Regions from separate parts of the Homo sapiens genome. Here region 1 is linked to region 2. A link is an interaction called in ENCODE POLR2A ChIA-PET data of the cell type or tissue named here. Cell type or tissue: GM12878. All regions are shown on one strand. Each heading gives the region's core, and the rest is flanking DNA. Links, peaks and the distances in the headings are about the cores only. Region 1 overlaps BHLHE40-AS1 (BHLHE40 antisense RNA 1). Region 2 overlaps LOC124906209 (a long non-coding RNA gene).

Region 1 (10,137 bases), core at 3,638-6,137, 110 kb after region 2:
AGAATGCCCCTGTCCTGGCTTTTCTGGCTCGCTCCTTATCATTCCTTGGGTCTCAGCCTAAATGTTCCATCATCAGAAGGGCCTTGTGGCCTCCTCACCTCCTGCCCCATTATTTTCTATCTCACTACCTCGTTTATTTCCCTCATGACAGCCATCATGTTCAGAAATTAATTGATTTTATTTATTTGTTTATTCATGTGTTGTCTGTTTCTCCCCTCTAGAAGCATAGAGATTGGATTTATTTCTCCGGTTCACAATGCCAAGTGCAGGAAGGCATTTGCTATGGATTAAATTGTGTCCTCCCACAAATTCTAATGTTGAAGGCCCAACACCTGATGTGATGGTGTTTGGAGATGGGACGTTTGGGAGGTGATTAGGTTTAGGGGAAGTCGGGAGGGAGGGACCCTCATGATGGCATTAGTGTCTTTATAAGAAGAGACACCAGAGTGCTCTTCTGCTTGTGAGGACACAAGGAGAAGGCAGCTGACTGCAAGCCAGGAAGACAACCCACACCAGAACCCGACCATGCTGGTGCCCTGATCTCGACTTCCAGCCTCCAGTGAGAAAATAAATTCCTTTTGTTTAAGCCATGCTGTCTATGGCATTTTGCTATGGCACCTGGAGCTAACCAATACGGCACTTCAGTCTTTGTTGAATGAATGACTGAATGAATATACAATCTCCTGTAGTAATCAAGAGTTACATTTTGTAATCTGAGTGGTTCTGGATAATTTTTTTAAGTATCCATTCACCAGGAGTTCACACTATATTTGCGAAGCCATTGTGACATGGAGCTTTATTAAATGACATGGAGCTTTATTAAATACAACTTGTCTATTTTTCTTTGGTACTCTTATCACAAATCCTTATTATTCTAAACTGTACTGAAAGATACCTCCAGGCAAAGTTCATGTGCACAGCTGGCCATGAGTTCATAAGTCTTAACCAACCAGGCTTATCTATTAAATAGCTTAAAAAAAAAAAAAGTACTGGCCAGTTGTTTGAATTGTTCAAAAGTTTTAACACCATGTAGACAAATCCACAAAGTTCTGAACATCTCCAGAGGACATGTGCCCAAGGTGGTCAGGGCATAGCTGGTTTGTTTGTTTGTTTAAAAATTTTTTCTTTCCATAGGTTTTTGGGGAACAAGTGGTATTTGGTTACATGAGTAAGTTCTTTAGTGGTGATCTGTGAGATTTTGGTGCACCCCTCACCTGAGCAGTATACATTGAACCCAATTTATAGTCTTTTATCCCTCACCCTCTTCCCAGCTTTTCCCCCAGAGTCCTCAAAGTCCATTGTGTCATTCTTATGCCTTTGCATCCTCATAGCTTAGCTCCCACTTATGAGTGAGAACATACAATATTTGCTTTTCCATTCCTGAGTTACTTCACCTAGAATAATACTCTCCAATCCCATCCATTCATTCCTTTTTACGGTAAAAGCTAAAATTTAAATTTTCTTTGTTTGTTAAAAAAAAGATATTGGTTATTCTGAGCAACTTCATGTTAGGGAAGGTCAATTTTTGCCTTTTTCTGGATAAAAAGTTCAGGACTCCTGAGTCGTTTCTTTGCTGCTAGTGCCAAAGAACACTCAACAAGAACCATTCAGTCTTAGAACCTTAGTTCACCTTCAGCACATTCTACAGAGAAAATTCTGGTTGTGCTACTGGTAGCCAAATTACATCTATGTGACTATATACTCAGGTATGCTAAGCAATTACTGGCATTCTACCAATAAAAACAAATATTATTAACTAACCTTAATTAAGCCATCACCATATGCTATGCACTGTAATAAATAATTTAACCAAATAATTTAATCTGATACAATGATGCTAGGAGGTAGATACCATTGTTGCCCCATTTTACAGCTGAGCAAACTAAGGCTTTAAGTAAGAAAGGAGCGCTGCTCAAGAAAACTAATAGTGGCTGGGTGCAGTGGTTCACACCTGTAATCCCAGCACTTTGGGAGGCCGAGGTGGGCCAATCACTTGAGGTCAGGAGTTTGAGACCAGCATGGCCGACATGGTGAAACCCTGTCTCTACTAAAAATACAAAAATTAGCTGGGCGTGGTAGCATGCACCTGTAATCTGAGCTACTCTGGAGGCTGAGGCACAAGAATCACTTAAACCCAGGAGGCAGAGGTTGCAGTGAGCCGTGATCGCACCACTGCACTCCAGCCTGGGCAACAGAGTGAGACTCTGTCTCAAAAAAAAAAGAAAAGAAAAGAGAGAGAGAGAAAGAAAAGAAAACTAACAGTGCCGATAATGACTGAATAAACTTGGTCTAAGTACTTAAAAGAACACATTATTTTCCAGTTAAGATGTCCTTGTTTGTATGCAGAGAACATGATAATTTTGAAGAATTCCTGTCTAGTCATTAAACAGTTGCCCTACGGGAATAGCATACAATAATCTGTTAGCCTAGTTCAAGTTCCTCACATGCTTCAAAGTAATAACATTGCAAGCTCCATGAGAGAACAATCATGAAATTTTTTTTCATACAGCATGTGTTTGGTAGATAGAAACCCCTCAGTAAATGTTTTTGATTAAATAAATGAATTCAATCTTTTAAATTTTCTTTAATTAAATGTCACTAAAACTTTAGACTACTTCCCTCTGTGTTTCTTTGAGTGGTAAAGTTTTATTAAATTAAATCTTTACCTTTAGTGGATTTATAATCATTTCCCTTGCTTTCTTCCTAACAAGGTGGCCTGTGCCCTACTCACATCTGTTGGAAATTTGTACTGCCTTGCTAAGCCCAGAAAATGATGGGGAATTTATTTTCTCTTCTATGGGTGCATTAATTAGTTCTGTGATGAATGCAGGACCAATAGCTAATATCACAATTACAAAATTCCAATCACTAAGTCTCTTCTGGTGAAAAACAAACAAATTTGGCAGTTGAAAAAGAGGATAGTGGGATTCAAGTGCTAATTTACAACCACTCAATGAATGTTTTCTGCAATTGTTGGTGCTGTGAACACTGTCTTGAATAGCCAGATTCTTGGCATCTCCCTAATGTTACCCAACCTCTCTCCCCACAGCCTTTCCCCATCCTTCTTTCCCTACTGAACCGGTGCTTGATGCCCTCAGCAGATGTGAGACAGCAGAGCTGTCAAAGGCCTGGTTCTGAATGGCAATGAATACCCGTTTCAGCCCCAGCTCCCAGAATGGCAGCTACCCACTTCAAGAAAAACTAAACCACCCCCAGAGAAGCCAGCTTGATGAATTATAGGTCTGCCTCTCACTGGATTTCCTCAACACTGAAATGTCACTTTTCTCTGCACCTTGCATGACTATAAGCCACATTCTGGCTACTTCTTGGGAGTTTTCAGATTGTTGATTTTATTTAGTTAATTCAGTTTTTAAATATTTCCTGTTTCCTTTATACTGTAAACTCACCTTAGCACAAATGATTAAGTTTCATTGCTATGACCCACCTAAAAATAAAGGTGTATATACTCTAGGACCGTGCTGGTCATATACCATTAGGATTATCTAATTGTTAGAAATGTATATAGAATCTCGAGCCCAACCCCAGGCCTACTAAGAGAGAATTTGAATTTTAACAAGATGCCCAGGTGATTCAGATGCAGAGTAAAATGTGAGACTCACTACCCTAAGAGACAGAGTAGGAAGTAGGCAATCACCCAAATAAAACACAACACATTTTAGTGCACTATGCATTCTATCCAATCTCAGAAAATAAATGTCACTTGCAAGGTGCACAGATCATCTCTTCTTTGCCTTAGTCTTTGGGCGAGTGCGTGTGTGTGTGTGTGTGTGTGTGTGTGTGTGTGTGATTAGCACCTCGGCATTTGTTTGATAGACTACGATGCAAACCTTTACCAGCGTCTATTTTTTTTTAATCTCTGCACTGGCTTCGGCTTTAAAGTTTTCAATTCCTATGTGATTGATTGCTTTCTTCTGATTCCTACATACCTTTTCATTGCTAGTAAGAGGCAGTTATCTGGGGGATTTCTACCAGATGTACAGGGTTACGTGAGACTATTTGTACCTTATCAACCAAAACAAGACAGGTAAGCTCAAAATAATCTTTGATTTTTAAAACCCATCAGAGAACTGAGGGAGCAAAGAAACCTAAATGAACCAAACTCAAGCAAGTGACAAGCTCCACATATGAAAGGAGAGACTCATGGTCATTGTCACCTCTGGGGGAATGGCAGAAGGAAGACGAGTCTGTGAACAGCAGGGATGAGAACTCAGCTGCAATTTTAACAAGCTTGGAATGGCTGCCTGTGGGCGGAGGAGCCCCAGCCACAGAGGGAGTCTGCACCTGCCTGCCTCCTCTTTCCCGAGAGTCTTCACATCATGCTGGGAATAGTTCACCAAAGCTGGGGGAAGAAAAAAATGGCTAGGGGAAACTCCTTGAGGTGTTTTGGGCCTTCATAGAGTCTAGAAAGTTTCTAGAGCCAGTGAGGAGCCAAAGGGCTGAGAGACTTCTCCAGAGGTACAGAAAGCAGGGAAGCAAAGGGCAACGAGAAATCAAAAAGCTATCAGCTGGGCTGTAAAGCAGGCTGCGATCCCCCACAGTTCTGAAGTCTGTCAGCTCACTTTTGAAATAAAAGCCGATCTCAAGAATCTCACCAGTGCTCAGATACCCAGTTCTGCTGAAGACAAAGTCCTAATCCCACCCTCAAAACATTGAGAACAGTTGTGAACGGAATTAAACTAAAGCTACAACAATGCCCAGACCCAGATCAATTACAGATCAGATAGACTCAGCTCCTTGCAGAAGGGGCTTGCTCTTTTCTTTTTTTTGGAGGTAAATATTATTTATTTTGTATTCATTCTACTTTTATTTCAAAGTATTCAGTGTGCAATAAAAAATTTCAAGGTCTGTGAAAAAGCAAGAAAATAGGTCTCATGGTTAAGATAGAAAATAATCAATAGAATCAGATCCAGAGCTAGCTTAAAAGTTAAAATTATCAGACTGAGATATTAAAATAAAAAACATCTATAATATAAAAATGTTAAAGGACCTCATGGAAAAGAGGACAACATTCATGAAGAGATGGGGAATTTCAAAAAAGTGGTGGAAACTAGAAAAAAAGAACCATATGGAAATGCTAAAAATGAAAAACACAATATCAAAAATAAATTCATTAGTAGCAGCTTAGTAGCAGACTCAACAGCAGAGGAAACTGAGCATCTGACAGTATTTGGGTTAATTTCAAACAACCCAACATATGTGCAAATGGAATCCCAAAAATAAGAGAACAGGGACAGCATGGCAGAAGAAATCATTAAAGCTTTATTGGTCAAGACTTACCAAAATTGATTGAAGATCTCAACTCATAGAATCAAGAAGTTCCACATCCACGTTGTGTGTCAGGGGAGAGTTGGGGGTGGGAGGAGAACCAAGAACCTTAACGCACCCACAAGGAGAATAAATAAGGAAAAAGCAGCACCTAAACAAATCACAGCCAAACTGCTGAAAAGCAGCGGTAAGTGGTAAATCTGAAAAGCAATCAAAGGGGGGAAAAATACATAAATATAAGGGAATAATGATAGAAATAACAGATGACTTTTCACTAGAATCGATGGAGGCCAGAAGACAATAGAACATCTTTAAAGTGCTAAAAGAAAAACACTGTCAAACTAGAATTCTATAGCCAGTGAAAAGATACTTTAAAAATGAAGGTGAAGGCCAGGCACGGTGGCTCAAAGCTGTAATCCCAGCACTTTGGGAGGCCGAGGCAGGCGGATCACGAGGTCAGGAGTTTGAGACCAGCCTGGCCAACATGGTGAAACTCCGTCTCTACTACAAATACAAAAAATTAGCTGGGCATGATGGCAGGTGCCTGTAATCCCAGCTACTCAGGAGGCTGAGGCAGGAGAATCGCTTGAACCTGGTAGGTGGAGGTTGCAGTGAGCTGAGACTGCACCACTGCACTCCAGCCCGGGCAACAGAGCGAGACTCTGTCTCAAAAAAAAAAAAAAAAAAAAAAAGGTGAAATAAAGTCATTTTCAGACAGGTAAAAATTGGGAAGATTCATCTCCATTGGACCCATGCTACAAGAAAAGCTGGCATAAGTTTTTCTGACTGAACAGAAAAGATAGCAGAAGGAAACTCAGATCTGTAGGAAGAATTTAAGACTCCCAGAAAACGTTTTAAAAAATGGATACAGCCAGGTGTGGTGGCTCACGCCTGTAATCCCAGCATTTTGGGAGGCCAAGGCAGGTGGATCACTTGAGGTCAGGACTTAGAGACCAGCCTGGCCAACATGGTGAAACCTCATCTCTACTGAAAATATAAAAATTAGCTGGGCATCATGGTGTGCACATGTAATCCCAGCTACCCAGGAGGCTGAGGCATGAGAATGGCTTAAACCCAGGAGGCGGAGTTTGCAGTGAGCCGAGATCATGCCACTGCACTCCAGCCTGGGTGACAGACAGACTCCATCTCAAAGAGAAAAAAAAAAAAAAAAAAAGGCCAGGTGTGGTGGCTCACGCCTGTAATCCCAGCACTTTGGTAGGCTGAGGCAGGTGGATCACCTGAGGACGGGATTTCAAGACCAGCCTGACCAGCATGGAGAAACCCTGTCTCTACTAAAAATAGAAAAATTAGCCGGGTGTGGTGGTGCATGCCTGTAATCCCAGCTACTCAGGAGGCTGAGGCAAAAGAATTGCTTGAACCCGGGAGGCAGAGGTTGTGGTGAGCTGAGATCGCGCCAGTGCACTCCAGCCTGGGTGACAAGAGCTAAACTCTGTCTCAAAAAAAAAAAAAAAAACAAAAAAACAAAAAAACTATGTTAAAGGTCTTTTACAAAGAAATATTTATATATCTATTTGTGTATGTGTGTGTATATAATATTTGAAAAGATAATTGATTGTTTAAAGCAAAAAACCAATATATTGTGAGGTTTATTACATATTTGGGAATAAAGAGTAAAATGTCAGATAATAAGAGCACAAAATGTTGGTGGGGGAAGAAATAGAATTATACTGTTGTAAAGTTCTTGCACTATCTGTGAAGTTGTATAATAATTTTTTTTAGTATACTATTTGAAGGTAAATGCAGAGAATAATTTCTAGAATAGTGGTTCTCAAAATGTAGTTCCCAGACTTATACCACCAGCATCATCTGAAAACTTACTAGAAATGAATATTTTTGAGCAATATCACAGACCTACTAGATAAGGAGCTCTAGGAGTACGGCCCAGAAATCTATGTTTTAATAAAAGCACTAGGTGTTTCTAATGTATGTAAAGTTTAAGAACCACTGCTCTAGAACAGCCACTAAAAATACACCACGAGAAATACAGCTAAAAACAAGAGATAAAATGGAATGATTAAAAAATGCAAAAAGGGGCTAGGTGTTGTGGCTCATGCCTGTAATCCCAGCACTTTGGGAGGCTGAGGTGGGTGGATCACTTGAGGCCAGGAGTTTGAGACCAGCCTGGCCAACACAGTGAAACTCCAACTCTACCACAAATAGGAAAAATTAGCTGGGTGTGGTGGCACACACCTGTAATCCCAGCTACGGGGGAGGCTGAGGCATGTGAATTGCTTGAAACCATGACGCAGAGGTTGCATTGAGCAGAGACCGTGCCACTGCACTCCAGCCTAGGCAATAGAGTGAGACACCATCTCAAAACAAAAAATACATAAATAAAAATAAAAATGCAATATGGGCTGGGCACAGTGGCTCATGCCTGTAATCCCAAGACTTTGGGAGGCTGACATGGGAGTATCACTTGAGGCCAGGAGTTCAAGACCAGCCTGGGCAACATAGTACGACCCCATTTCAAAAAAAAAATTAATTAAAAAGAATGCAGTATACCAAAAATGAGGCAAGAAAGTAGAAGCAGAAACAAAGAATAAAAGGCATAAGTAGAAAATAATACCAATATGGGAGAATTAACTCAGATTAGTAATTATATCAAATATAAACATATTAAACACTTAAAAGGCAGAGATTGTCAGATTAATATAAAAGTAAGATCCAACAATATGATCTTGACAAATACAAAATTATAAGGACATAGTTTAAGGCTAGGTACAGTGGCTCACGCCTGTAATTCCAGCACTTTGAGGCCAAGGCAGGAGAACTGCTTGAGGCCAGGAGTTTGAGACCATCCTGGGCAACACAGCAAGACCCCATTTCAGGGCTGTGGTGAGACACGCCTGAAGTTCCAGCTACTTGTGAGGCTGAGGCAGGAGGATTGCTTGAACCCAGAAGTTCAAGGTTACAGTGAGCTGTGATCTCACCACTGCACTCCAGCCTGGGCAACAGAGTGAGACCCTGTCTCTAAAAAACAGAATAAAATAAATACAATATAAAAAGTCATAGTTTGAAAGCACAAGGGTAGAAAAAATATACCACACAAACATTAAGTATAAAAAAGCAGGTGTGGTTATATTAATATTAAGATAGGCTTCAGAATAATTATATTACTAGAGATAAAGAGGAAAAGTATTAATGATAAAAGAGAAACTCATCAAAAGGATCTATCAATACTAAGTGTGTATGCAATTACGAACGGACTTCCAGCCGGGTGCGGTGGCTCATGCCTGTAATCCCAGCACTTTAAGATGCTGAGGTGGGTGGATCACCTGAGGTCGGGAGTTCAAGACCGGCCTGAACAACATGGAGCAACCCTGTCTCTACTACAAATACAAAATTAGCCAGGTGTGGTGGCGCATGCCTGTAATCCCAGCTACTCAGGAGGCTGAGGCAGGAGAATCACTTGAACCTGGGAGGTGGAGGTTGCCGTGAGCCAAGATCATGCCATTGTACTCCAGCTGGGGCAACAAAACCAAAATTCCGTCTCAAAAAAAAAAAAAAAAAAAAAAAAAAAGAATGGAGTCCCAAAATGCAAAAGCAAAATTTGACAGAAACAGACAAATTGACTGGGTATGGTGGCTCACACTCTAATCCCAGTACCTTGGGAGGCTGAGGTGGGAGAATCCCACTTGAGGCTAGGAGTTCAAGACCAGCCTGTGCAAAACAGTGAGACTCTGTCTCTACAAAACATAAAAAAAAAAAAAAAAACAATTAGCTGTGAATAGTGGTACATGCCTGTAGTCCCAACTACCTGGGAGTCTGATGTGGGAGGATCGCTTGAGCCTACGAGTTTGAAGTTATGGTGAGCTATGATTGCACCACTGCACCCCAGGCTGGGTGACAGAGTGAGATCCCATCTTAAAAAAAAAAATAGAAAGAAAACAGAAAAGAAAAGAAAGAAATGGACAAATCTACAATCATAGTTGGAGTGATTTTTAAGACTCTTGTCTCAGTAATTGATAGGACAAATAGGCAAAAAACCAATAGAGATATATTATATTTGAGCAACACTGTCAACCAACTTGACTCAACTGATTTTATAAAATGTTACCACAAATGTAGAATACGCATTTGTTTGTATTTGAACCCACATAAAACATTCATTAAGATGGATTATATGCTGGGCAATGAAAGACGTTTTAATAACTGTTAAAAATTAAAATCTGGCTGGGCATGGTAGCTCACATCTGTAATCCCAGTACTTTAGGAGGCTGAAGTAGGAGGATTGCTTGAGTCCAGGAGTTCGAGACCAGCCTGAAGAATATAACAAGATCCCATCTCCACAAAAAATACCAAAATTATCTGGTCACAGTGGCACATGCCTGTAGTACCAGCTACTTGGAAGTCTGAGGCCATGATTGTACCATTGCACTCAGCCTGGGCAACAGAATGAGACCCTCTCTGAACAACAAAAACAAAAAATTAAAATCTAATACAGTGTATCTTCTGACCAAATAGTAATAAATTAGAAATCAATAATTAAAAGATACCTGGCACTACACACCTATTTAAACATCTAAAATTAAAAATAATGACAATACAAAATGCTAGTAGGGATGCAGAGAAACTAGATCTCTCATGCATTGCGATGGGAAATATAAAATGGGAGCCTACCAGCTGGTATAGAAGGGAATGGGTAGGAGGAACTGGGTGCTGACTCATTCAGCACTGTCCCTTTTCTATACTGCTGATACATCCCATGGTTCTGAGAAGCCTTATCTCAGTCTATTTGGAAGAGAGGGAGGAAGAGAAGGAAGTAACCCAAAGTACTACTCATTCATCCTTGTATATTGATTAGTTAAAGGGATAATTAATTTTCTG
Region 2 (10,137 bases), core at 3,814-6,313:
CCTGTGCTTTTATTGTTTTTTGTTTCTTTATGAAACAAGTGGCAAGCAATACTTCTGAATGTTACATTGCATGACTAGGTCACAGAATTTCCCATTCTGCCTAAGAAGATGCCTTTTTTGAAGTGCTGTGTGTTTGATATAGCGATGGTACACTATTTGTAGAAAGTGGGTTTCAGTATAAACCATAACCACAGAGGTAAATCTATGGTTCAGTATGCGATTTGACGTACAGGAAGTATCTGGGTCTAATGATGAAACTTTTTAACTTTCCAGATGACAGAACAAAGGAAGCAGAAACAAAGAATTGGTCTTCTAGGACATCCTCCTCACATGAATGTCAACCCACAACAACCAGCATAAGCAAATGAAAGAAAGGAATTGTATTTACCTTTTATAATTATTATTAGTGTGGGTATGGCTAATGAGTTCTGATTCACCCACGAAGGTTACATTTATGCTGAATACATTTGTAAATACTCAGTTTTATACTGTATGTATATGATTGCTACTCTAAAGGTTTGGATATATGTATTGTAATTAGAATTGTTGGCATGATGACATTTCATTTGTGCCAAAAATATTAAAAATGCCTTTTTTGGAAGGACTAACAGAAAGCACCTGATTTGCACTTGAACCAGATTATAGATTTAAAAGTATATGACATGTATTTTGTATTTAAAACTAGAATAGCCAGTATTTATGTTTTTTATAAAACTGTGCAATACGAATTATGCAATCACAATACATTTGTAGCTCCCGAGTGTCCTAAAGGGAGTGCACTTCTTTGAAGCTGGTGTGTTAATACTATGTAATAAATGGTTAACTTTCAAATGATGCTGCTGCCAAAATTATATTAATAGTGAGTTTCAGGCCCCTGGGCATTTTGTACCATGTAATTATCCTCTGGTGATGCTGTTTCTCGTTAGTGGCAGTAGTGCCTCCGTCTCCTAGTGATAATGCTCCAAGTCTATGAACTGTTAAATCAGCATTCATTTTAAGAAAAGCAACTTTAGTTTCAAAGATACTTTTAAGCTTCTAAATTGATCATTTAAACTATTTCTTTAAATAAGAGAGCCAAATTAGAGGCTCATACTTTAGCTTGTGAAGAAGATAATGAATTTTTTAAAGGGAACTTTCTATGCAATGTTCAGGATAAATGCATACTGCTGGCCAATCAGTGTCATCTCCTGGGTAAATTTTGATGTCGCATTATAAAGACATGCATAATTGATGGTTTCTAGATTATCTAGTCCAAACAATAGAGTTTATTTTTTCTTCATCTGAACCAACATGCTACAGTAGCTAAGAAGTATTAAAACTATATACATCCATATAAAGATGAAATATGAACTATCTCATTAGAAGTCATAGTTGACCACAGACATGTTATTCTTCTGAAAGAGCCACATTTTGGTTTTATTTCTTGTCACATGATTTCTTTTCTTGATGGATGAAAAATATGAAAGGAAACTTTTATATCTGTTGCCTAGTTTTGTACATGGATCTCATTTTACAAGAGAATCTCTCTGCAAAAAAAAAAAAAACAGTTTAAAAATGCATTGAAAGCAGAGTTCTGAAATGAGTAAAGTTTGTAAATGCATATATAAAAATATTTAATAAATGATGCAGAATATACAGTGACTGGTTGGTGGCTTTCATTTGGCATTTGTGACTTAACTGCTATTCCATTTATGTACTTTCTTTAGGATCAGTTTGAAGTACAGTCGGTTTGATTACCAGGTTAATTCAGAAAATGTTTACCTGATTATTTAAAAAAACACTTGCTGTTGTTATGACAGCTCTGAGGAGAATTATTAGAACAAACATTGGGGAGTATTTAGTACAACATTCATTCATTCTTCTGGATTAGTGACTGCCAGCCAGGCTGTCGGGAGCGCCCTACTAAATCTCCTGTCTCTTCTGCTTTTACTGGGGGATCTTTAATTTGCTGTGTGCCATGTGGAAGTATCGGGAACAGCTGAAATTTGTTTTAGTTCATGCCCAGTGGTCAGGGTCCTTCAGCAAAGTGTAAAATGTTTTTACAGAGCCACCTTGCCTGTCCAAACGTAGTAAAACCTGTTCCCTCCTCAAATCAGTGCTTGCCCTGGCTGCTTTTTTTGACACTAATTTTCTCTATGCTTTGGTAAATAATACCACCCAATGTTGGGAACTAGGTCAAGATTAAATTCCAGTTAAATGGCTAGTTTTGTAACTAATGCTTCTACTTTATAAATTTGATAACTTAAAAACAAATTAATTTTTTCCAGTCAGTGCAGCCTGTCTCCACAAAATTTTTCCATCGTAAGGCAAGCCTAAGACAGATACCTACTTTTATCTGTAAGCAAAATGGCAATCTATGCTAACCCCCACAATGCACACATTAGCTAGCAAGGACTTGCTTTTCCCCTGGGCTTTCTCTTTGATCTCTCACACTGCCCAACGAGATGTGGCAGTGTGTGTGGTTTGTCTCCCAAGTCCCATCCAGTTCATTGGAAAGTTCTGCATTGACATGCCAAGTTGCAGCTTTTACAGGTTTGTCATGTTCCATTTGAATCCTGTCACTTAAGATATAAATCTTCATTCAGTGTGCCAGCTTCAGCAGAAAATAAACGAAATTGGAATGCCACTCCTCCCTCCATGCAGTAGATCCTACCCTTGCCGTTTGGGTGTGAACACTAAAGCTAGTAGAATTGAAACATACAATTTGAAGTGAAAACTCCGGGGGCCTTTGATGTGTAATTGTAATTCTGCCTGCTTCCTTCACATTGTGCCTTTCCAACACCTCTATTTTAAGATCAAGGTCCAAGTCACCTTCAAAGTTACCTACCCGGATGAAGAATTAGTGTTATCAGGGTGAAAGTATGGTAGTACTCGCTAACATGAGAGAAAGCCAATGTTACTTAATTAAGCCATTTTATTTAATATTAACAGTTTGCTACAGCACCAATTCAAGTTTCAAGCATCTGCAAATTTCCCTAACTAATCCATCTGTTAAAGGGTCTGGGAAATTCCATTCCACTTCTCTAACATTTGTGGGATCTTACCCTTTCCATGCCCCTAAAATTGTGTAGTGATTACCCTGTTTCTCTCTACAAGTAAAGCTTCCACTCTGTTTGCTGTCGTCCTGAAGGTCTAAATGATATTCCATCCACCCTGTTCAGTTTTCTCCTAGTGCTGTATTTATCTGTATTTACCCTGCCCCCAACATACAAAATATGACTTTAATGTCATTCTTTAAAGATTTGATACTATTCACTTAGTTTGCTTTCAAGTTCATGTTCCTTATTCATTGTTCTTCATTCAGCCAATTTTTTTTTATTTGGTTGCCCTTTCTGGAAATCAATTGCTTGATTTTGCTCCTGTAAAATGTGCTCTTTCACTGCGTTTCACTGAGCACTTCCTAATATAAATTCTAAAGCAAGCATCCTTTGTCTATGGACGCTAGTCAACAACTCAGCCTTTGCAGCAGCAAACTATACAGAGCTGTTTGTCTCCCAAGTCCCATACAGTTCACTGCAAAGTTCTGCATTGACATGCCATGTGCTAGTGGGAAATTACTAAGATCTCTAGAGTAAATTAAGAAAATAACCTGTTAAAAACTCAATTGTAGATCTCTGTATACTCCTACTATAGACGGCTTGGATAAAGCCTTAATGGGCAAAGGCCTGAAAGTTTCTGATAGTTATTTTAAGGCTAATAATGAGACCCTTAGCCTGACTTTTGAGCGGCAGGGAGGGAAATTTACTCCTTCCAAACTGTTACAATCATAACTACATACTTATAGAAGCAGAGTTGGGTTTTTGCCAAAACTTTTTCGCCAAAACTTTTTTTTTTTTTTTACAGATTTTGATAACATACGTGCTTGTTAGAAGACAAATTATATGACAGTAAAAGTCACCTTTACATAAGACAGAATAACAAAGGACTGTTATTGAAGGCTCTTGAGACACTGTACAGCAGAAGTGAAACTTATTTTAAATAAGATAAGAAATTGAGCCCTAAAGAAGTAAAGTAACTTGTCCAAGGACTCAGCTCCAGAATAAATAAAGATCTCCTGACTAAGCAAAATACAGAGAGCTCTTCCCACTTGCTATCTCCCTTCCAGAGTGGGGATATCAGTAATCAGTTTCCCTTAACTGTTCTCCCTTTACACAAAGCATTCATGCAGAACTTTATTTTGTCCTACATGTGGAACAATACAGATTGATTTGTTTTTTCTTTTCAAATCTCTTTCATGAGATGATGGATCTACACATTAGAAAGTATTGACTCTGAATATTTTGTCAAGACCGAAAACTTTGTGGCAAAGATAAGGAGTGAGTGAGCTCCTGAAGTCTTTATCTTTCACAACTACAAATCTCTTGTATATAGCTCTTATATAACTGCATTTTTCAAAGGGAGAATCCGTCCTCGGCCCAATCAAGGTGGCTTCTTCCTAGGGAGCATGTGCAGGTGCACACTGGTGTCCTCTCCTACCACAGATGTCAGTGTTCATTGGCAAACTCTGCCTTGGTCTTGTTCCTTACACTAATAATTTAACAATCAACTAGAATGTTGGAAAATCCCCATAAAGATTTCAATTTTACAGAAAGTACCCAAAATTCCACTAGTTTTGCATCACAAAGTAGTGGTTGAAGTAAAGTTTTGAGTAAAACGCCGTGTGTGTGGTTTTTGTGGGTGGTTGCAGCTCAGAACAACGTTTAGGCCTCATCAATCATCTGACAGGAGAGAGTATGATGGCAATTTATAATAAGATGATTATAATTATCATACACATTTTTCCATCTTTGGTATCATATGCCACATTAAGCAACTCTTACAACCTAGAGGCCAATTCAGAAGCATAACAAGCCTTCAGGTCTGGAACCAAAAAAGTCTACCAAAATCAAGAAAATAAAAAGGTAGATCACTGGTGGGTGTTTACATTTGGTCAACTCAGACAATGCTATGGAGTCTCCAGCTGCTGGTATTTTAAACTCATTTGGTAAAACAAATCTCTAGCTTACTAGGGCAAGACATTAAAAAAAAAATTACCAAAGGAACATCTTAAAATACTTTAAGGTCATGACAAACCAGTGTGAAAGAGAATCCTAACACCTAGAAGCGAAACTGCATCATCCACCCAGCTTGGAGAGAAAAAAGAAAGCCAAAAACCACTATAGAATAAGAATGCAGAGTTTGAGAAAACCCCTAAGGTGAATTCTGAACAACAACACAAAGAGTCCAACAACATAAGAAGTGCACACTGTACGCAAGAACCACTAACGGAAAGAGTTTGCCAGCACATTTATAATGACCTCACAATACATGGTTGGTCCCAGGTAAATGGAACTTCAGACAATCCAGGAATTTCACCTATTTACTCCTGAGCATAAGTCACATACTTATCACCTATGGTATCTCATAAAGTCTTGTAAGAAGCTTTTTGTAAAAGTTCTCTGCAGAAAAACAATTAAGGTTTGGTATAAAACTGGGACAAGGAGACCTGAACCACACAAGGCTTAGGTGCTAGGTCTATGTCAGAGTCCACATGGCAACATGGTGGAATGGAAAGAACATGGGCCTTAAAGTGGATAAGAATTCTAATACCATTTCTGTCACTGAAATGTTATAACTTGGAGCAAGTTACTAATGATTTTAATGTGCAGTTCCCCCCTTCTCAAGAGTAGAGATGCTACCACGTACTTCTTTGGGCAGTAATGGGCATCAAGAAAGATAATCTATACCAAGAGTCTGGCATATACCTGATACGTTACTTCCCATTCCTTTGCAACATGACCATTTCCTTTTTTTCATACCTATCCACAATCTCAGCTAACTATTGCATGACCAAAAGCTTCTTTCTGTTCCCACTAAATGGGTCTGATGTTATTACTGCGGGATCCTAAATCTACATGTCTTAACATGACATATTTGGGCCACATCCAGTCATTTTAAAAACTTTTATCTTTCTATCCAAAGTACGTTTTAACTATCAGTTTGAACTGAATAAATTCATAAAGAAACCTCTCATACAGCTTATGACTTCCAGATAACTATCCTCATATTTTTTAGCAGTGCTGGATTCAAATCTGACTTCTTTTCTTAAAATAAATCTTGGGCCAGGCACAATGGCTCACGCCTGTAATCTCAACACTTTGGGAGGCCAAAGTGGATGGATCACCTGAGATCAGGAGTTCGAGACCAGCCTGGCTAACATGACGAAACTCTGTCTCTACTAAAAATACAAAAATTAGCCAGGTGTGGTGGCGCATGCCTTTAGTCCCAGCTACTCAGGAGGCTGAGACAGGAGAATCACTTGAACTCGGGAGGCGGAGATTGCAGTGAGCCAAGATTGTGCCCCTGTGCTCCTGCCTAGGCAACAGAGTGAGATTCCATCTCTAAATAAATAAATAAAATAAATCTCTACAGAAAAAATGTTTTATCTTGGGAATGACAATATATTTCCTTAGTTTCTGAAATGCCTTCACTTACATTCTCATTTAAACCTCCCAGTCTTGTCAAGTAGATATTATCTCTGAAGTCTGAATGGTCCCAAGTTGTACTATCTTTAATTTAACATTCAAATACAAATTCTACATCTCACTACCTATAGAAGACCCAGAGCCTCTTTAATAATTTCTTTCTGAGAAGGATCCTGAGAAGGAGCAGAGACCCCACCTTGGGGGCCCGTGAGCCCCTCTGCAACCCGAGCATGAAAATAAAGGAAAATCTTGCATTCCTTCAAGGGCAATTCCAGGCACCTAGCTAGCCCTGAGAAGTGAATAAGCAACTTGTTGAGCAATAAAGTAATATAATAGCAGCCTCAGCGCAGTGGCTCATGATTTGGGAGGCTGAGGCAGGTAGACTGCTTGAGCCCAGGAGTTCAAGACCAGCCTGGGCAACATGGCAAAACCCCATCTCTACAAAAAATACAAAAATTAGCCAGGCGTGGTGGCACACACCCATAGTCCCAGCTATTCAGGAGGCTGAAGTAGGAGGATCTCCTGATCCCAGGGAGGTCAAGGCTGCAGTGAGCCAAGATCACACCACTGCACTCCAACCTGGGCAATAGAGTGAGACACTGTCTCTAAAATAAAATAACATAAAATAAAATAAATAAAATAAAATAAAATAAAATAATAAAATAAAATAAAATAAAATAAGGTAATAGTAGCCTAAAACAATAGCCAAGGAAGTCATGAGATGTTTGGTTCCCTAAAGAAACTATAGATAGTATCTTAACGTATGTCCTTGAGTTGTTTTTTAAAAACCCAGACCACTACCAAAGGAAAAATGCTGTCAGCTGGCAGGCAAATCTCAGATAAGGGGGAACGGAGGATGGAACTCTGACCACTGTTCTTTGTTCTAAATTTCTTCTTGAAGGGCCTGGAGGAAGTTATTGCCCACAGGCCAGAGCTAACATTCTTTTCTGCTGACCTCAAATTTTTCTACAAAGCTTCACCTCCTTAAACAATTGCACATTAGAAAATATCTCTGAATCCACCTATGATCTATGGGCTGTACCCTTCCACTCCTACTCCACTTTGAGATATCCCACCTTTTTAGGTTAAACCAATATGTAGCCTCATGTATTGATTTATGACTTTGCCTGTAACCTCTGCCACGCTGCCTTTAAAAAGCCTTACCTGTGTAAGCCATCTGGGAGTTCAGGTCTTAAGCATGACCTCCCTGATCCTCCTTGCCTGGTGCCCTGCAACAAATGCCCCACTTTCTCTCCCTGCAATCCCGATGTCAGTGTGTGGCTTTGCTGCTCTGGGTGGGCAGACCCAAGTTCAGCAAGTAACCATTCTAAGGAGGGTGTTTACACCTTCTTCATGATCCCTTGTCACTGTTTCATCCCAAATCCTGATTCCAACCCAATTATCTGTTCCTTCTCATCATCTCCCCTCTCTTTATTTCACTGGTGTGGACACAGCTCTCTCTCCTACCTGTCCCCAAAGCACCACTATCATCTGGGCTTTGTGAAGAGCAGATCTTTAGTGGAAGAAGATTACAATAAGGAATAGGAAACAATTAAAAATTGAGAATCAGTCATCAAAGCTCCCTCCCCCTTCCTTTTCACTCATGGGAGGAGCAACTTCTCTTCTCAGCCTGTTGGCAGGCAGGCATCTACTTTTTCTTTCCCACTTGCCTAAACAAACAAAAGCAAAACAAACCAACAACAACAAAAAAAACCTTCCTTCCAGCCTCAAGTGAAAACCAAAAATTCTTGTTTCTTTACTATGCAGAGCAATTGTAGCCCTCAGTTCCCAGTCATTCCTCTCTAGATTAGGCCTTTACCTTGGCCAAAAAAAAAAGGCTATAATTCTGTCATCCTTAGCTTCCACTTGCAGGGCAAACTGGCTGCTAAAATAGCATTTTTTTCTGATACATCCCTATTTTACGGAACAAGAAATGTCTTTAGAAAGTTGAAGTGATTTGGGCTGGGCGCAATGGCTTACGCCTATAATCCCAGCACTTTGGGAGGCCGAGGTGGGTGGATCACCTGAGGTTAGGAGTTCGAGACCAGCCTGACCAACATGGAGAAACCCTGTCTCTACTAAAAATACAAAATTAGCCAGGATTACAGGATTATGTGCCTGTAATTCCAGCTACTCGTGAGGCTGAGGCAGGAGAATCGCTTGAACCCAGGGGACGGAGGTTACGGTGAGCCAAGATCATGCCATTGCACTCCAGCCTAGGCAACAAGAGCAAAACTCCATCTCAAAAAAAAAAAAAAAAAAAAAAAAAGAAAGTTGAAGTGATTTGACCAAACCAGAACATCAGACCTGGGATTCAAAAGCCAGATCATCTGACCTCATGTATATTCCTCAGTATCCCAGTGCTTCACTATGTGAGGTGCCATCCAGCTATGTTCCTGTGTCTGCACCTCTACCTGCCCACCTTGCCTGGGGGAGATGTGTAAGGTATCAGAGTTCTAAGAGATGCAAAGAAAAGTCAGAGTTCTTAAAGGCAAAAGCTGCAACTAGTTCATTTCTGTTTTGTTAGTACCTAGCACAATTCCTCCCAAACAAAGAGGGTCAATGCCTTTGAGGGGTAAAAAAAAGATTATTTTTGAAACTTCACTTAATCTGCTTGTTTTGGAGCCAAGGGCAAGGAGGAGTCTTTCATTAAGGAACGAATATCTAGCAGTGGCCCAAAAAGAAGGTGCATATAGAACTGAACATCAGGCAGTCACTACTCTTTTTGTTGCTAACTGACCATTCAATCCTATAAACTAACCATTAATCATAATGCCTCTGGCTCCGGTAACCCTGCTTCACAACATTCTCCAATTTGCTCCCTCTAACCAGGGGATCCCAATCTCTCTCTTCCTCCCTCTTTCAACTCTTATAACAAAGCTGTGATTTAGCATGGTCTCTACGAACGTGCAAATTCAGACCCACATATACTTTCATACTCCTCTCTCCACCCAACTCCCTTATCTAACAATGCTAAAAGATAATCCCTCAACAATTCAGGTAGTATTATGGCAGTTCTCATTACACCTGAAGAGACAGAGCACATTTAAGTAGCCTAAAGAAATTATGGCCATTTTGAATAACAAATTATGGTTCATCTATACATAAACCATATGTAAATCACTTGAGTTAGAGTCTCCCAACCAGATTTAACAAATTTTAGTATTTCTGCTAATACTAGAAATTTCACAATGGGCCAAAGGACTTAGGGGTGGATGGAAGTCTTTCATAGCTCTTTTTGTACCATTCCATAGGATTTTAAACCGAAACTCTGACATGCTTTGGATCTGTGTCCCCACCTAAATCTCATGTAGAACTGTAATCCCTGTTGTTGAAGGTGGGACCTGGTGGGAGGTGACTGGATCCTGGGGGCAGAGTTCTCATGAACGGTTTAGCACCATCTCTCCTTGATACTGTATAGTGAGTGAGTTCTCATGAGATCTGGTTGTTTAAAAGTGTGTAGCACCTCCTGCACCCTCTCTTCCTTCTACTCCAGCCATTTGAAGTGCTGGCCCGCTGTTTTCCTTCCGCCATGACTAAGTTTCCTGAGGCTTCGAGGCCCAGAAGCAGAGCAGATGACACCATGCTTCCTGTACAGACTGCAGAACCGTGAGCCAATTAAACCTTTTTTTCTATAAAGTACCCAGTCTCAGGCATTTTTTTATGGTAGTGT

The links. Peaks named below come from ENCODE experiments on the same cell type or tissue, not always from the same donor. Only the 100,000 strongest peaks of a DNase experiment are listed, where the experiment ranks them.
Region 1: POLR2A ChIA-PET joins it to region 2 with 5 read pairs; 4 of 35 experiments call an interaction of 5 or more read pairs at or near these places.

Annotation. Positions count from the first base shown.
Region 1 is chr3:4,953,900-4,964,036 of GRCh38, forward strand. All of the region lies in intron 1 of BHLHE40-AS1 (BHLHE40 antisense RNA 1), which reads right to left. Among named protein-coding and RNA genes, the nearest start is that of BHLHE40, 20 kb to the right of the region's middle. In GM12878, for the core only: no CTCF peak of the experiment used is centred there; no DNase peak of the experiment used is centred there.
Region 2 is chr3:4,845,866-4,856,002 of GRCh38, forward strand. All of the region lies in intron 2 of LOC124906209 (a long non-coding RNA gene), which reads right to left. It overlaps ITPR1 (inositol 1,4,5-trisphosphate receptor type 1), which reads left to right. Exons shown (of 62, transcript NM_001378452.1): 62 at 274-1,641. The coding sequence ends at 360. Among named protein-coding and RNA genes, the nearest start is that of EGOT, 99 kb to the left of the region's middle. RefSeq lists enhancers at 4,507-4,626, 5,027-5,086, 5,447-5,526. In GM12878, for the core only: no CTCF peak of the experiment used is centred there; DNase peaks (open chromatin) are centred at 4,606 and 5,156; H3K4me3 peaks cover 615 bases; H3K27ac peaks cover 2,236 bases.